Regions from separate parts of the Homo sapiens genome. Here all the other regions are linked to region 1. Evidence: chromatin contacts called from ENCODE Hi-C or POLR2A ChIA-PET data. All regions are on one chromosome and are shown on one strand. Each heading gives the region's core, a stretch centred on a gene start or an enhancer-like site at or near the end of the contact. The rest is flanking DNA. Distances are from core to core; before and after follow the strand shown.

The links. A loop is a pair of places that touch in the nucleus more often than their neighbours do. ChIA-PET counts read pairs that join two places held with the same protein, here RNA polymerase II (POLR2A). Pooled maps may share reads with other maps.
Region 2: a map of naive thymus-derived CD4-positive, alpha-beta T cell shows a loop between it and region 1 (16-fold over the local background). The contact joins the promoter of CBLL1 here to the promoter of KMT2E-AS1 in region 1. A Hi-C loop is called at or near these places in 2 of 168 maps with a recorded cell type or tissue (CD4-positive, alpha-beta memory T cell and naive thymus-derived CD4-positive, alpha-beta T cell), 1 of 37 single-sample maps with no recorded cell type and 14 of 50 pooled maps. POLR2A ChIA-PET finds 5 or more read pairs at or near these places in 1 of 52 experiments (CD4-positive, alpha-beta T cell).
Region 3: a loop to region 1 is called in a pooled map, with 8 times the contacts of the local background. The contact joins the promoter of SH2B2 here to the promoter of KMT2E-AS1 in region 1. A Hi-C loop is called at or near these places in 1 of 168 maps with a recorded cell type or tissue (OCI-LY7), 1 of 37 single-sample maps with no recorded cell type and 5 of 50 pooled maps.
Region 4: a pooled map shows a loop between it and region 1 (22-fold over the local background). The contact joins the enhancer-like site here to the promoter of KMT2E-AS1 in region 1. A Hi-C loop is called at or near these places in 1 of 168 maps with a recorded cell type or tissue (OCI-LY7), 1 of 37 single-sample maps with no recorded cell type and 3 of 50 pooled maps.
Region 5: a map of naive thymus-derived CD4-positive, alpha-beta T cell shows a loop between it and region 1 (5-fold over the local background). The contact joins the promoter of ORAI2 here to the promoter of KMT2E-AS1 in region 1. A Hi-C loop is called at or near these places in 1 of 168 maps with a recorded cell type or tissue (naive thymus-derived CD4-positive, alpha-beta T cell), 4 of 37 single-sample maps with no recorded cell type and 10 of 50 pooled maps. POLR2A ChIA-PET finds 5 or more read pairs at or near these places in 2 of 52 experiments (CD4-positive, alpha-beta T cell and activated B cell).

The regions. Positions count from the first base shown.
Region 1 is chr7:105,012,771-105,015,596 of GRCh38, reverse strand. KMT2E-AS1 (KMT2E antisense RNA 1) reads left to right here and starts at 1,456. Exons shown (of 1, transcript NR_024586.1): 1 at 1,456-2,826. It overlaps KMT2E (lysine methyltransferase 2E (inactive)), which reads right to left and starts at 1,392. Exons shown (of 27, transcript NM_182931.3): 1 at 1,062-1,392. RefSeq lists enhancers at 1,073-1,302, 1,563-1,682, 2,003-2,052, 1,844-2,383, 2,473-2,826 and silencers at 1,363-1,452, 1,803-1,852.
Region 2 is chr7:107,742,679-107,745,504 of GRCh38, reverse strand. It overlaps CBLL1 (Cbl proto-oncogene like 1), which reads right to left and starts at 1,363. Exons shown (of 6, transcript NM_024814.4): 1 at 1,329-1,363. The coding sequence starts at 1,341. CBLL1-AS1 (CBLL1 antisense RNA 1) reads left to right here and starts at 924. Exons shown (of 2, transcript NR_144537.1): 1 at 924-1,132; 2 at 2,102-2,752. RefSeq lists enhancers at 889-1,068, 1,419-1,638, 1,736-2,254, 2,255-2,774 and a silencer at 1,679-1,878.
Region 3 is chr7:102,285,516-102,288,341 of GRCh38, reverse strand. It overlaps SH2B2 (SH2B adaptor protein 2), which reads right to left and starts at 1,474. Exons shown (of 9, transcript NM_001359228.2): 1 at 1,248-1,474. RefSeq lists silencers at 967-1,506, 1,577-2,156.
Region 4 is chr7:102,304,100-102,306,925 of GRCh38, reverse strand. SH2B2 (SH2B adaptor protein 2) reads right to left here. Exons shown (of 9, transcript NM_001359228.2): 3 at 104-205. Among named protein-coding and RNA genes, the nearest start is that of MIR4285, 12 kb to the right of the region's middle. RefSeq lists enhancers at 761-920, 381-1,167. Within about 2 kb of position 1,250, at least 4 of the 41 ENCODE cell types and tissues checked have a DNase peak (open chromatin) inside an H3K27ac peak, as active enhancers do; they include OCI-LY7, where a contact is called at or near this core.
Region 5 is chr7:102,432,240-102,435,065 of GRCh38, reverse strand. ORAI2 (ORAI calcium release-activated calcium modulator 2) reads right to left here and starts at 1,491. Exons shown (of 4, transcript NM_001126340.3): 1 at 1,405-1,491. RefSeq lists silencers at 1,082-1,861, 1,892-2,031.

The sequences.
Region 1 (2,826 bases), core at 207-2,706:
AGACTATTTTCCAAATAGGTATTCATGTCTCCAGCCTCGAGTTGAATGCACCTCACTTAATTCTCTCCAAGGTCTCCAGAACTCCAAACACCTTACCTTATTCACATCTCTAAAAAGGGAACAAAATAGGCAAAACGAGGTTTACTCTAGAGCTAACTCTAGCGATTCCTCTTTGACTTTAAATTGTATCGTTCTTAAGACAGAGCCCAGCAAGGACGGATCTATACGGAACTAAGGCCAGTAGAAGAGAGCACTCTGGATTGTTTTTTTCTCACCCCCACCCCGTTTAGCACAGTGAACCGTTTGTTTCTCATCTGTGTCTGCTGCCATAGAATTTGTGCCAATCCCTTGGTCAAAATAAGCTTTTCTGAAATGAGCCATATTGTAGATCCTAAGGCTCCGGCACAGTAAAGGACGGCGGTAATGCAAAAGGAGTGGGGGAGGAGACTGAGAAGGCTGGGTACTGGGGTGACCACTTCAGGGGCGGGTTTACCCTCTCCAGGAGAGGATGAGGAGCTAGCTGTCTCGCTCTCCCACAAAGAGAGATGCCCAGGGCGTTCTTCTTACCCCCTTCGTATTCATGTGCACATTATACCAGAGACTGCCCGTCAAGAAATGGAAGAAGAAAATGGGGCCTATATGGCTTTTCAGCACCTGAACAAGACGCGGTTGAGAAAAGGGAGCGCTGGCAGCTCCTGGGACCACTTCGACACAAACCCTACTAACAGTCACAAGCCTCCGTCTTCACTCAAGCGGCCTTAACCCGCTGCCAATGAGGAGTGCGCCCCCTCCCTAACTCCCCCACTCTCAAGGGGGTTTAACTGCCAGTTACCCCTTTCCCAACCCTAAAACCCGCCATAATGCTCCATTTCTAGGGTCAGGGAGAAGAAAGAATAAATTCGATTTAAGCAAGCAACGTCTTGCGCCGGCAAAGACACCTGAGAGTCAACGTCGGCTCCCCCAGCTTAAGGATAAAGATGAGAGACCTCCCTCCCCCTTGAAACACAAGTACCCCAACCCCGCAAGCCCCAGGAACTCCCATGGAGACGACAGGCACTAACCTGTGATGTTCACACACGAGACACCCGAACCCCGTTATGTGCTCGACCCCCAAGGAGTCTCTCCGCACCTCCGCGAACAGGCGACCCCCCGACAGCAGCCACTGCGGACACAGGACCCGGCTCCACACACCCCCTCCCCAAACAGCAGCGCGCAGCCTCTTCACCAGGAACCGAGGAGTAGGGGAGGGGGCAGCCAGGCAGTCAACAGGAACGCAGAGACGACGGCGAGGCTGCTCGGAGTGTCTATGCCCACTCTGTTGCCGCTCCCGAACTCCGGCACGGTCTCCGACTCGGCCCCCTGCGCCCGCTCAGTGTCACTGCCTCTCGCTCTGGGAAAATGGCGGCGGCGGCGGCGGCGGCCGCGGCGGCGGCGGCGGCGGCGGCAAGTGCACGGGGTACGCCCGTCCCGCTCCGCAGGGGCAGAGGGGGAGGGGATGAAGCTGCCCGGCGCCATTTTGCTTGTGGGCTGCCGCCCGCCGTTGCCTCTCCGCGGAGGCTCGAAGATAGCAAACTGGAGGCGGTGAGGGGGACGGAATCTCTGTCTTTCTGACAACAGATGCATTCAACAATCCACCGAAGGTTTGAGGAAGTGTCGGTATTCGGTGGGACTGGTTCTTTCCCCCTTTCCCCCAGTGGCCCTCAAGTCTGGATATAGGTGAGCTTGGGCATGCCAGTATTGGGTGCACGAACAAGGACAGCAGGGCTTGGGAACGAACTCCCTCCCGTCACCCTCCGAAAGCGATACACCTTCTCCCCCTCCCAAACAACCCCAGTCCCGTCTCCCCGTTCCTCTCCCCCTCCTCCCCCAGCCCAGTCTGGCCTCCAGCGCTGGGTGAACCCGGTTGGGGTGTCACTCGACGCCCACTAGGGGCTGAGGAGGCTCCAGTGCGCAGGCTCCGGGCACCGGATAAAAGCGGAGCTGGCGAGTCTAGTGCTGTCTCGATGGAGGAGCAAGAAACGGAAGAGGTCGGGGGGAGAAGCAGCCGGAAAAATGCAGCCACCGTCAACGCCGCCTCCCTGCCACCGTGCTTCGGGGTAAAAAGCTGCCGTTGCCGTCGGTGCAGTTGCCGTCGCTGCCTCCTATACTTCTCTTGGCCTCGGGGAAGGATTTCCCCACCGGTGGGACAATGTGCGGGGAGGGGAGTGGGAATTCCTTTATATGGCGGTGATTAAACGAGGGAGGGACAGACAGTGATCTCGAAGAAAAAAGGGGGAGACCAAAGAATAAAAGAAGGGTTTCCCCACTAAAATGACACGGCGATTCCGGCTCTTGTTTTGGGGGTCTTTCCCCGAAATGGTTTCCGTCTTCCCCTTGCCCCGCAGCGACCCAGAGCGCTGGGGGAAGCGGAGTGGGGAGAGGCAGAGGCGGTCTCGGCAGCCAATCAGCGCCTGATGTGTCCTGTCGGGCGCGTCGTGGTTGGCTGGCGATGACCTCATCCTGCAGCAGCGGGTGGGGCCAAAGCCGTAGGGGGAGGCTGTTGCAAAGGTAGAGAGGGAGAAGTGACGATGGTGATCGTTGCTGCCGCGGCCGATATGGAACCCAAGCAGTGGCGAAGGGAATCGCAAGGCTCTTCCCTGACCATTTTCTACTGTCCCTGCGCGAGGTGAGGGCCCCGGCTCGGCCTCTGCAAAACTTTGGGGCGCTGGCGCGGAGGAGGAGACAGGATTTCTCCCGTGACTTTTGTAACTGCGTCAGGGCAAGATGGCGCTGGGTCTCTTTGGGGCGCGGGGGGAGAGGCACGTCCACCGCCGCAGCGCATGTGAC
Region 2 (2,826 bases), core at 114-2,613, 2.7 Mb before region 1:
TTTCAATGACCTGAATGATGTGCCTGCTGCCCTCCTTTCCAATCTCACTTCAGGACTCCTACCCTCTGGCTATTAGGAGGCTGCAGCTGACTTCACTGTATCTTCCTACCTCAGTGCCTTCGCACTTGCTGGAAATGCTCTTCCTCTTGCTTTTTTCCCAGGGCTGGGTTCTTCTCATCCATCAGATCTTAGCTTCCACAAAGACCATTCCTAACAACCCTCTCTGAAATTTCGTCCTATGAATCTCTCCACAGCACTCGTTTATTTTCTTCAAAATAATCCGCAAACATTAAAAAAATAATAAATTTAAAAAAAAAGAACGTATTGTCTGTGTTCCTCCATAAAACAGAAGTTCTATCACGGACCTGGTCCGTCTCGTTTACCATTCCATCTTCCATCTCCCGACCTATAGATATCTGCATGTATCTTGCATAAATAAACATACACACCTACATAAATAAACATACACACCTAATTATATAACCAAGTAGATATCTGATGAGTGAGGACAACTCAATACTCAAGAAAAAGCCTTTTTTTCTCTATTTGTGATACGGTCGCTATAAATGTATGGGGCACATAACTCCAAGAGCACTCATTCAATATCCAAGAACCACAAAGAAGCAAAAGCCAGAAAATACATAACAAAGGGTGGAGCCACTCTTACTTGGAGAAAAGTATGAGAATGCCTTGATTTTAAACTCCTCTTTGTAAATACCCTCAAATGATGAGTAAGGACCTCAGCCGAAGCGCGGGGCATGCTTTTGGTTTAGGTAGAAAAACTGCTCCGAGTTTGATTCCAAAAACTCTATCAGACTCCCTTCTTTCACCCCTCTAGTCCATAAAGGATCGGAGAGACGACAGGGGGTGACCACTGCAGCACCCGCCCAAAGCTGACTGAGACAGCAGGAAGTCTCCAACCCATTCTCGCCCGTCCACTCCCAGCGTAAAGAGGATTCCGCGACTCGGAGACCGCAATCTACCCGCCAGTCTCCATAACGTAGGCCAGAGCAGCTGGGCTAAATAAAACAGAGCCGGGGCTCTCCCTTCCCGAAGGCCTACATCGCCCACTGGTCCGGGCTCGGAGCTCAGCAGAACCAGAGTAGGAGCGGTTGTTGCCGGCACGGAGGAGGTAGGTACCACACCAGACGGTAGGCCAGGAAACCGCAGGCCCCTGCCGGGCACAGGAAGGCATCTGTGAGATTTCTTCTCACTGCCACACCCTAGTGTTGTGGGGCGAGCATAATCCCTTTTGCCTGCTGTGCGACCAGCCCCAGGCCGGCCAAGGGGGCTTGGAACCGGGACCCCCACTGCCTCCGCCTCCTTACCAGTGTGATCCATGATTCGGCTCGCAGAGCACAGTGGGAGCGGAAGTCAACCGCGCCGGAGTCGCAGCGAGCGCGTGCGCACTGCCTTCCGGAGGCCGGGAGGCGGAAGTCCAAGCAGGTTGTCCCAATTTTGGCCTGCAAAGACTTCCTTCTCTCGCCTCTACTATCCAACTCCTGTGAGGGACTCAGGCATAGTTCGGGCGGAGGCAGAAAGAGCGAGCGCGCGAAGAACTTCGGTATTGAGGTTGCTAAGGCTTCTCCTCATGTGCTTCAAGAGAAAGTAGCCTTTAACTGTGGAAAGGACACCAGGGGGACCGGGGAAGGGGAGAGCAGTGGTAAAAATGAGCCAGAAGCAGATAAGGCGACTGCCCGCCCCGCGGAGAGCTGCCTTCTGGGACTTGTAGTGCGCGGGGCCCCCGGAGCCGGCTGGCTGCGCAGGCTCGGCCGTTGCGCTGGCCCCACCCCGGCGGGCGGAGTAACGGTTTGGAATCCCCCGGGGTCAGCGAGCGCTTGTTTCCTCCGCCTGGTGTAGCAAAAGTGTAAACACGCGCGCTCCGGAAGGCGCCCTCCAGTGGGAGGTTGCTCAGGGGATGGCGGAGCTGTGAAACTCGGAGCTAGAAGGAAAGTCTCAACGCTTGTCTAAATTTTGCTTTGTCGTGACGAGCTACCTAGACCCACGCAGAGCTAACTTGGTATATGCCCCGGTTCCCATCTCTTAAGTCTCTTTACAGTTGAAACACGTTTATAATGCTTGACTGCCACTCACTTTCTAGGGAGAGCGCTTGTGACGCTACGAACCTCTCGAACACCTGACGACTGGGCGCCAGGGCCGGATGGAGGGTGGAGAGCCAGTGCGGCGCAGCTGCCTCCTCTTAACGGGGACACCTTGCAGGAATGTGCGGAGTGGAGCTAACGGGAGCGGATAGAAACCGAGGGAGGGGAAGAGAGCGCGAAGGCTTGGCCGGAAGGAGAGGTTAAAAAGGAAAGGCCTAAAATGAGGAAGAGAGTTACCACAACAAGCAGTACCTAGTTCCAGTTCTTGGTCCCAGGAGTTTGTGGTTGTTGCTGCTTTCATCTTCCTCAGCCAACACAAAAGGAAAGTGCCAAGGGGCGATTCCTAGGACCTTCAGTGCAGTCTCCACCTTGCGGACTTGGCTCATTTGTGTCCACTCCTTTCTCCAGCCTTTTACACTTGATGCTCTTGGATGAATAGAAAGGAGCACAATTAATGGAAAACACAAGCTTGGGAGTCAAGGGATTTGGGTTCTATTCTTGTCCTCCCTTGGTGACGACATCATTACCTTGGGTTATTCAAGCTTTCAGTGCCAGAGTTCCTATATCAATAAAAGATTATTACATTGACCTCTTAGAGAAATGTTTTCATGGTACTGAATTGCAAATAAAGTATGTGTAGCGATGTGTTATATCTTTGTAGTTGTACGGTATTATTTGTGAATCATGCTGTGATGATCAGTGCGATTTAAGTGCACCATGTTAT
Region 3 (2,826 bases), core at 225-2,724, 2.7 Mb after region 1:
TAAAAGAAGTGCCACCACCGCCACCACCAGACCTCTCCCAAAGCTCCTGGAGCTGAAAAGTTCTAGGTCACTCTCCCAACCTCTTCCTGCGTGGAGTGGGGAGGCCAGGAGGGAAGAGGTTGGGAGAGTTCAAGGTGGGACACAGTAGTGGGGGCTTCAGCTCAAGAGGCAGTCAAAACCTCTTGGGGAAACCACACCCCCTGCCCCCAGTCCTCCCAGAGGAGCTCCAGGGACCTGACTCTGGGACGCAATTCCTGCCGGGAGTTGCCGGTCCCTTAGCCAGGAGGCAGGCAGCACCATCCCATTTTACAGGGTAGGTGATGTTGGCTCGGGGGCATTGGTAGGGCTCCACCCAGGTCTGACAGCCTAGCCTGAGGCTCTCCCTTGCACTAGCTCGAAGTGCACGTAGATCCTGGCTTATTCGTGTTCAGAGTCTCGCCTGGGGCTGCCCGGTCTGCCTTGCGTGGCTCCTGAGAGGCTCCAGTCACTGCAGACTTCCCTCCCTGAAGGCCCCCACTTCGGGGCTGCAGGGGGCCAGGATGCGTCCCTGCCTCTGCCCGGCTTCAGCCCGCTGGGCTGGCGCGGTTCCGGCCCGCGCAGCCCGCAGGTTCATCAATGGCCGAGGCCCAAGGGCCTGAATGGAGGGCACGAACCCGCCCCTTCTTAAAGGCGCCGGCCTCTTGGGCACCCTCCACGATCCTCCCGGCAATCGGGGGCTCCGGGGAGCTCCCCGGCTGGGCAGGTCGAGAAAGGGGGGCCTGGGCCAAAGGGAGGGCGTGCCTGTGGCCTGGAGGAGGTCCTCCCCGATCCCATCCCGTGGCCCTCACCCTCATTCTAGGTTGACGCCCCCTCCCAGCGCTCCCAGCGTAGGGAAGAGACCTGGGCACCCCTTCCCCCAACCAGAGACCCCTCCTCTAAGGACCCGGCTGCTCTCGCCCCACTACCCGGCCGGGGCCCTAGCAGGGGGCGGGGGCGCAGCTGCTCCAGAGGCGGCTCGGCCCCTCCAGCGGCTCCCCGCCCCGCCCGGGATGGGGATCGGGGAGCAGATCCCAGCCGGGGGCGCCTCCCCTCCCTCGCGCGCCCTCCTCCCTCCCACCCGCGCACACAAAGACGACACGCGCGGACCAAGGCGCGTGCGGCCGCTCTCCTTCGGGCAGCGGTGCGCACACAGCGCACGTCCCCGGGGACAGACAGGGGTCCCGGGGGAAGGACCAGGGAGCGAGGAACTGGGTATAAGGAGGCCATACCTACAGGCGCGCAGCTGCGGCCGAGCGGGCTGGGGCGCCGGCTGAGCGCTGCCCGGACCGCGGCCGGGCTCCCCGGGCCCGGTGGCTCATGGCCCGCGGCGGACTGGGCTCCCTCCCTCGTTCACCGCCTCGAAGGCTCCTGCGCTCCTCGCGGTCCCGGCGCGTCCCCCGCGCGGCTCTCTGGCAGCCGAGCTCCGCGCGCTCCAAGCCCAGCCCCAGCGCGGCGCGCCCCTCCGCCCGCGAGGCGCGCGCCTCCCGGCCCCGCCCCGCCCCCGCCCCCGCCGCGAGCCCCGGCCCCGCCCCCCCTCGCGCGTCCTGGCCCCGCCCCCTCCCGCCCCCACTTGCGCCGCTCAGGCCCCGCCCCCGGCCATCCGCGGAGCCCGAGCGGCGCCGGTGGCCGGTGCTTGCTGGCTCCCCGCAGCTGCGGTGCCGAGACTGCCCGGTCCTGGGGCCCGGAGAGAGGGGTTAGGAGCCGGCTCCGAGTCGCCCCATCTGGGCGGGGGTCCCCATGTCGCCGAGCCGGCCCCAGGCCAGGCGCGGGACTCCCACTCCTCCTCGTGGAGGCCACCCCTCGAGCCCGCGGTGGTGGTGGCCCCGGGAGCGCGGAGCGTGGGGCCGGGGGAATGTCCTGCGTGGCGGGTGTATGGGACGCGGACGCCCTCGAAGCGCCCCTCGCTGACGGGTGCTTCGCGGGAGCCGCCGCTGTGGCCAGACTCTCCGCAGCAGGGACAATGGGAGCCTGGAGGAGGCCTGGATGTCGCAACGGAGGAAGTCGACGCCTGGTTCTCATAAATCTCGAGGGCGCCACCACGCCCCCTCCCTGCAGCCCTCCGGTGCGGGAAATCGCCCCCGGGCCACAGGGCGGGACGGCCCCCCTGAGCGCAGTGCCCCCACCACCCAGCCTTCGCTGTGATGGGGGCCTGATGCCACCCGGAGAGGTGTCAGAGATCATAGAGGGGCGATGAGGGGCCACAACCCTGGCACCTTCCTCACCCCTGCCTGGCTCCAGAACTCGCCTGCTTTAGGGCAGAGACCAGTGGGGCTGAGGAAACAGTCCCGCTGGGCTTTGCGGGGCATTTGTAGCCTGACCCCTGGTGCTGAGGGCACAGCGCGGGGGCTCTGGGAGGCTTCCTGAAAGAGGTGCAGGGGGCTCAGCAGGCCTGGAAGGGGTCTGAGAGGGGAGGGAGGGCTTCGGTGGGGGCAGAGGTGTGGAAAGGGCCGCTCAGAGAAGAGAGTAGTCTTGCTCCTGGAGATAGCAGGGGGGGACCCCTGGGTGTCTTCTCCCCTCATCTCCCTCCTTGTCCCCTGCCCCCACCTCTGGCAGTTCTGTCCTGGTCTCCTTGCCAGCCGGAGCTGCCTCCATCTGTCGCCCTCCCGGGCCCAAACTGACCTCTGACTTTTCCCAGAGCCATTTCCCATCTCTAATTTACAGACAAGGGTTTTTATCAAACCCTTCTTAGGGATGGAAAGGTGGGGCTTCCAGAGTTGAAGGTGGAGGGGACAGAGCCTTCACCTGCTGCCCAAAACCCCGGTGCTGCCCTCCACGGGGGCACGGAAGACAGGCAGACCCCTTCCCTGC
Region 4 (2,826 bases), core at 1-2,500, 2.7 Mb after region 1:
GCCTTAGGCTCCTTCCCCTCGCTCCCCTAGGGAGCTGTAGCACCTAAAGGGAAGGTGGCCTGGGGCAGCTGGAGGATCTCTGAGGTTAGGGGTGAGACCTCACCTTGAGGACGAATGTGTTATCCTTCTCTGGCATTTCCAGGGGCATGGTGGTGCGGACCTCAATGATGGCTGACAGTGGGATGCTGACCTTGGGCCTGGAGGCCTGGGGGCCAGAAGAAGGATAGTGAGTGGCCCCAGCATTTCCCGACACCCTTTCCATCCCCTCCCCGCTGCCAGGTGTTAGAGTGGCCCTCAAATAGACTGCCACAGCCACCCTGGTACAGAGGTATCCCAATCCCCATTTCACAGAGGGGGAAGCTGAGGAAGGCATTTCTTTGAAACAAGAAAGAAATTTTTCCTGGCTAGGCATGGTGGCTCATGCCTGTAATCCTAGCACTTTGGGAGGCCGAGGCAGGAGGATGGCCTGAGTCCAGTAGTTCAAGGACAGCCTGGACAGCATAGCAAGACCTTATCTTTACTCGAGACCAAAAAATGGGCTGGGTGCGGTGGCTCACGCCTGTAATCCCAGCACTTTGGGAGGCCGAGGCGGGCGGATCACCTGAAGTCGGGAGTTTGAGACCAGCCTGACCAACATGGAGAAACCCCATCTCTACTAAAAAATATACAAAATTAGCCAGGCGTGGTGGTGCATGCCTGTAGTCCCAGCTATCTGGGAGGCTGAGGCAGGAGAATCGCTTGAACCCAGGAGGCGGAGGTTGCGGTGAGCTGAGATTGCGCCATTGCACTCCAGCCTGGGCGACAAGAATGAAACTCCGTTTCACAGAAAAAAAAACGAAACAAAAAGAGACCAAAAAACTTAGCCGAGTGTGGTGGCATGAGTGCCTGTAGTTCCAGCTATTTGGGAGGCTAAGGTGGAAGGATCGCTTGATCAGGGGAGGTGGTCGAGGCTGCAGTGAGCTATGATGGCACCACTATACCCCCACCTGGGTGACAGAGTGAGACGATGCCTCAAAAAAAAAAAAAAAAAAAGAAAAAAAAAAAAGGACCTCCTCCTATAGTCACCTTGCAAGTCCAGGACAGAACCAGAATTGACATCTGAGCCTCCTACCTCCAAGCCCTGAGGAGAAAACCCCACCTGGGCTGCCCTCTGCCCAATGCACCCACGAGATCTGTGGTTTTCTTATTTTTGACCTTGACCCATTGTGAGAAATACATTTAACACTGGGGCCCAATACACACATACGCAGGTAAAAATATCTCTGAAACAAACATCTCACCAGACAATAGTTACCCTTCCTGTGTGGGATAGAGTGTGATATTTTCTATTCTATTCTAGTTCACGTTTTAAAAAATGCTGGTCTTGGCTGGGTGTGGTGGCTCACACCTGTAATTTCGCACTTTGGGAGGCCAAGGAGGATGACTTGAGGTCAGGAATTCCAGACCAGCCTGGGCAACATGATGAAACCCCATCTCTACTAGAAATACAAAAATTAGCCAGGCGTGGTGGTGCGTGCCTGTAATCCCAGCTACTTGGGAGGCTGAGGCACGAGGATCACTTGAACCCGGGAGGTGGAGGTTGCAGTGAGCTGAGATTGCACCACTGCACTCCAGCCTGGGCGACAGAGTGACACCCTGTCTCAAAATATAAAATAAAATAAAATAAAATAAAAAAATAAAAAATGATGGGTCTTAAAACCTGGTTGCTTAAAGAAAAAATGCTGGTCTCCTACTACAGACCCGACCTTCCAGAGCAGGGCCTGGAGCCCCCGACTCAGAACGGGGCTCACTGTTTCCTGGAGTGAGTAAAAGGGACCAGTGTTCCCAACAACGCTGCGGGCAGGGTTGATCCAAGGTGAGCTGGCAGGGCTCTGTGGGACCGCCACTCTGTGCCTGGCCCCACTCGCTCTGCCTCAAAGCTCCCTGCCGTGAGCCTGAGGCCCCCTTGGGGCTGGCCTGAGTGAGATTCCCAGCAGCGCTGTCTCCAGGACAGGAACTTTCTTAGGAGGAAATGGAAAGGCCACACATTTGATGGGCAGGCAGATGGGAATTCCAGGAAGAACTGGCCCCTGTCCAGCGCGTGCAGGGCTAGGCTTGAAGCATGAACGGGGCCTGGCTAACCCCGGTGTGTGGCCATCGTGCCGGCCAGCGGGGCTGGGGACAGAGCAGACAGAGGCCTGCAGTGGAGGCCTGGACTGGAAGCTTCAGCAGGTATCCTGCTGGCCAGAGATGCTGTGGTTCCCCAGTTTGGAATCTGAGGTCCGTCAGTCCTGGTCCAGCTTCCTCCCACCTGCTCCAGCCACAACGCACTGTGCCCACATGCCTGAATGGTCAACTTGTTTACAACTCCAGGCCTTTGCCCACAGAGCTTGAACCTCCAAAAGTGCTGTTCCAGGGTGCTGGCCACCTGGTGAACACTTAGGTAGCCCAAGCTTTTCCTCCGGGGCTCACCCCAGTAAGATTTGCAAGCATCTTGAAAATACCAGGTTTCCCAGTGGTTTCCCTAATGGCGGGGGGCCGGCCTCATTGTTCCTTGGGTCCCCAGGGCTTGGCCTGGCATAGGGCAATGAGGGGACCTGGGGTTCAGGAGGCTCTTCCTGCAGGGGTGAGGAGGCAGGAAGCCAGAGACCTGACTCACCAGGGCTGGCACCTCAAAGGCTGTGTGAGAGGGAAATCTAAGGTGCCAGGCAATGGCTTCTGAGCCTGCAGGCCCCGAGCTCCTGACTGCTCCAAGGGTGCATCTAGGCCTCTTGGAGGCAAGAGATCTGGACCGTGGGTGGGTGCAGAGGCAGTGGGGGTATCATTCAGGGCATCCCAGGGGGCTCA
Region 5 (2,826 bases), core at 242-2,741, 2.6 Mb after region 1:
ACTCCTGAGCTCAAGTGATCCGCCCACCTTGGCCTCCCAAAGTGCTGAGATTATAGGCATGAACCACTGCGCCTGGCCTCTAAAAAGAATTTTAAAAAAGAGGGACCTTTCCTCAAAGACAAGATGCTGCCTGCATGGAAGGATTCCGAGAGACGGGAAGGCCACTCCAGGTGTACATGTGGGGTGGCTCTCCTTGTCCAGGAGATATGGAGGGAAGACTGGCTGCCACCTGGGGGGTGGAGGGGGCAGGGAGATGTGGGTGGAAGACACTTGGAGCCTGGGGCTGTGGAATGAGCCAGAGGGTCTGGGCAGCATGACTGGGCGTCCAGCCACAGGAGAATGGAAGAAATTGGTGAGTGGAACGGTCTGGGCACTGCTAGATCATTCTGGTTTGGGACCACAGTTCAACCCAGGGAAATGGCTGGCCGACTGGCAGGAGTGGGACGCAAGGGAGAGCCTGGTGGCCTCCAAAGGAAGGAAGGGTGAACAAGAGGGATGCCCCATCAGTAAGGGTGGGCTGGGCTCAGGTCTGAGAGTGGAGGTGAAGAGCTCAGGGCAGTGAGGGCTGAGGGTGGCTTCCTGGGAGCCGCCAGGCCTCCCATGCCCCATCGGTGAGGCCCTGCAGATGTCCCCAGAGTGGGTGGGATTGTGGAGGAAACGATGTCTGTCTGCCTGGAGCTGGGTCTTGAGACAGGTCTCCAGGTCTCGAAGGAGCAGCCCAGGAGGGGGTTCAAATCCATCCTTTATGTTCCCAATGCCAACTGTGTGTGCCAGGCCCGGTGGCCCAGGGGGAGGGACAGAGTCTGGGCCTCACACTGGATCCCAGGCAGGGGGTGGGGTGGGGCAGGATGGAGCCCTGTACTTCTGTCAGGTGGCACAGACCCTAGAGGATGCTCCGGGACTGAACCTTGTGGGGTTGCTTTTTTTTTTTTTTTTTTTTTTTTGCTTTAATGAGCAGTCCGAGAAAACAGGTCTTGTAGAATAACGCGATCCCCTCTCTAGAGATGAGCTTTTCTTCCTGGCTGGCCTACTGGACACATTTCCAGAGGGCGGTCTTGGAGTTTGACTTCCTCTAAGCATCTGGGGCACCGGCAATGGCGAGTGTCTCTCTCCAGCAGGCGCACTGGGAGGGGGCCTCCCAGGGGCGCTAGGCTGCATCCCTGTCCCTCCCCCAGGGACGCCCCGGTGTCCGGAACCGGCTGCGCCGCCGACCCTGATCCTCTGGGCGCCGCACCCCGCCAGGGATCCCGCGGGGTGGAGGTCACCAACCCCGGATGGGTAGTGACCGCGCCCGGGCAGCCTACAGTCGTCCCCTTCCCCGCCGAGCGTCCCCGGTCCAATTCCGGCCCCCCCAGCCGCAGGGACCCCGCTCCCCGCGCCAGGCCCCCGCGCCGCCACACTCACCGGAGCTGCCCTCGCCCCGCCCGGCTCGGCTCCCGCTCGGACTGCGTGGCCGCGTGGCCTGTGGCCCAGTGGCCCGGCCGGGGCGCCGAGCGCGGCCCCCTCCCTCCTTCCGCCGGTCGCGCGGGGTCCCCCGGCCCCGCCTCCACCCCGCCCCCGCGGCCGCCGCAGCCGCTGCCAAGGCAACCAGGCGCCGCCAACACGTGACCCACCCGCGGGAGAGCCGCGGCCACGTCACCCGCCGGGCCGGGAGGGGCGGGGCTGGCGGCGCCTCCTCGGAGAGTGGGGGGGTGGGGGTCCCCGCCTCACCTGGAACCACCCCGGGATCGCGCGAGGGAGAGGAGCAGGGGAGGTGGGAAGACCCCGACCCGCGCGCATCCCTCCTGCCCCAGCTCCTGTCCCCGGCCCCAGCTCTGGGAGTCAAGGCGAGGCCCCCCACCGCCCCATCGGGGGTCCGGCTACCCACAGACCACGAGCTGGGCTTTCCCTGCCCCTGGGTCCGGGCGCAAAAGGGGAGCCCCAGGCTTGGCAGGGTGAGCCTCGGGGGGTGCCCAGCATTGGACGCTGGCTGCGTAGAGGGGCGGGGAGTGGGGACAGGGCGGGCGGGTGCAGGTGGGCAGTGGAGGGGAAAGGAAGGTGGGGAGGGGAGAATCCGTCTGGCCACGCCCGAGTTTTCACAGGATTTTTTTTTTTATTTTTTTGAGACAGGGTCTGGCTCTGTCGCCCAGGCTGGACTGCAGTGGTGCGATCACGGTTCAATGCAGCCTCGAATTCCTGAGCTCGAGTGATCCTCTGCCCTCAGTCACCCAAAGTGCTGAGGCTACATGTAGGCAGGAGCCACCACACCGTGGTAGTTTTTAAAAAATTTGTTTTTGTTTGTTTTTTGAGAGGGAGTTTTGCCCTGTCACCCAGGCTGGAGTGCAGTGGTGCCATCTTGGCTCACTGCAACCCCCGACCCCGGGGTTGAAACGATTCTCCTGTCTCAGCCTCCGAGCTACAGGTGCACGCCACTAGCCTGGCTACTTTTTTGTATGTTTAGTAGAGATGGGGTTTCACCATGTTGGCCGGACTGGTCTTGAACTCCTGACCTCAGGTGATCCTGCCTGCCTCGGCCTCCCAAAGTGCTGGGATGATACATGTGAGCCACTGTGCCCAGCCAAAAAAAAAAAAAAAAATTCTTTTTTTAGAGATAGAGTCTTCCTGTATTGCCCAGACTGGTCTTAAACTCCTGGCCTCAAGCAATCCTCTCTTAGCCTCTCAAAGCACTGGGATTACAGGCATGTGCCACAATGTCCAGCTAATTTTTAAATTTTTTAAAAAAATTGAGATGGGTCTTGCTATGTTGCCTCTGCTGGTCTCGAACTCCTGGGCTCAAGTGATCCTCCCACCTCAGCCTCCCAAAGTGCTGGGCATAGAGGCATGGGC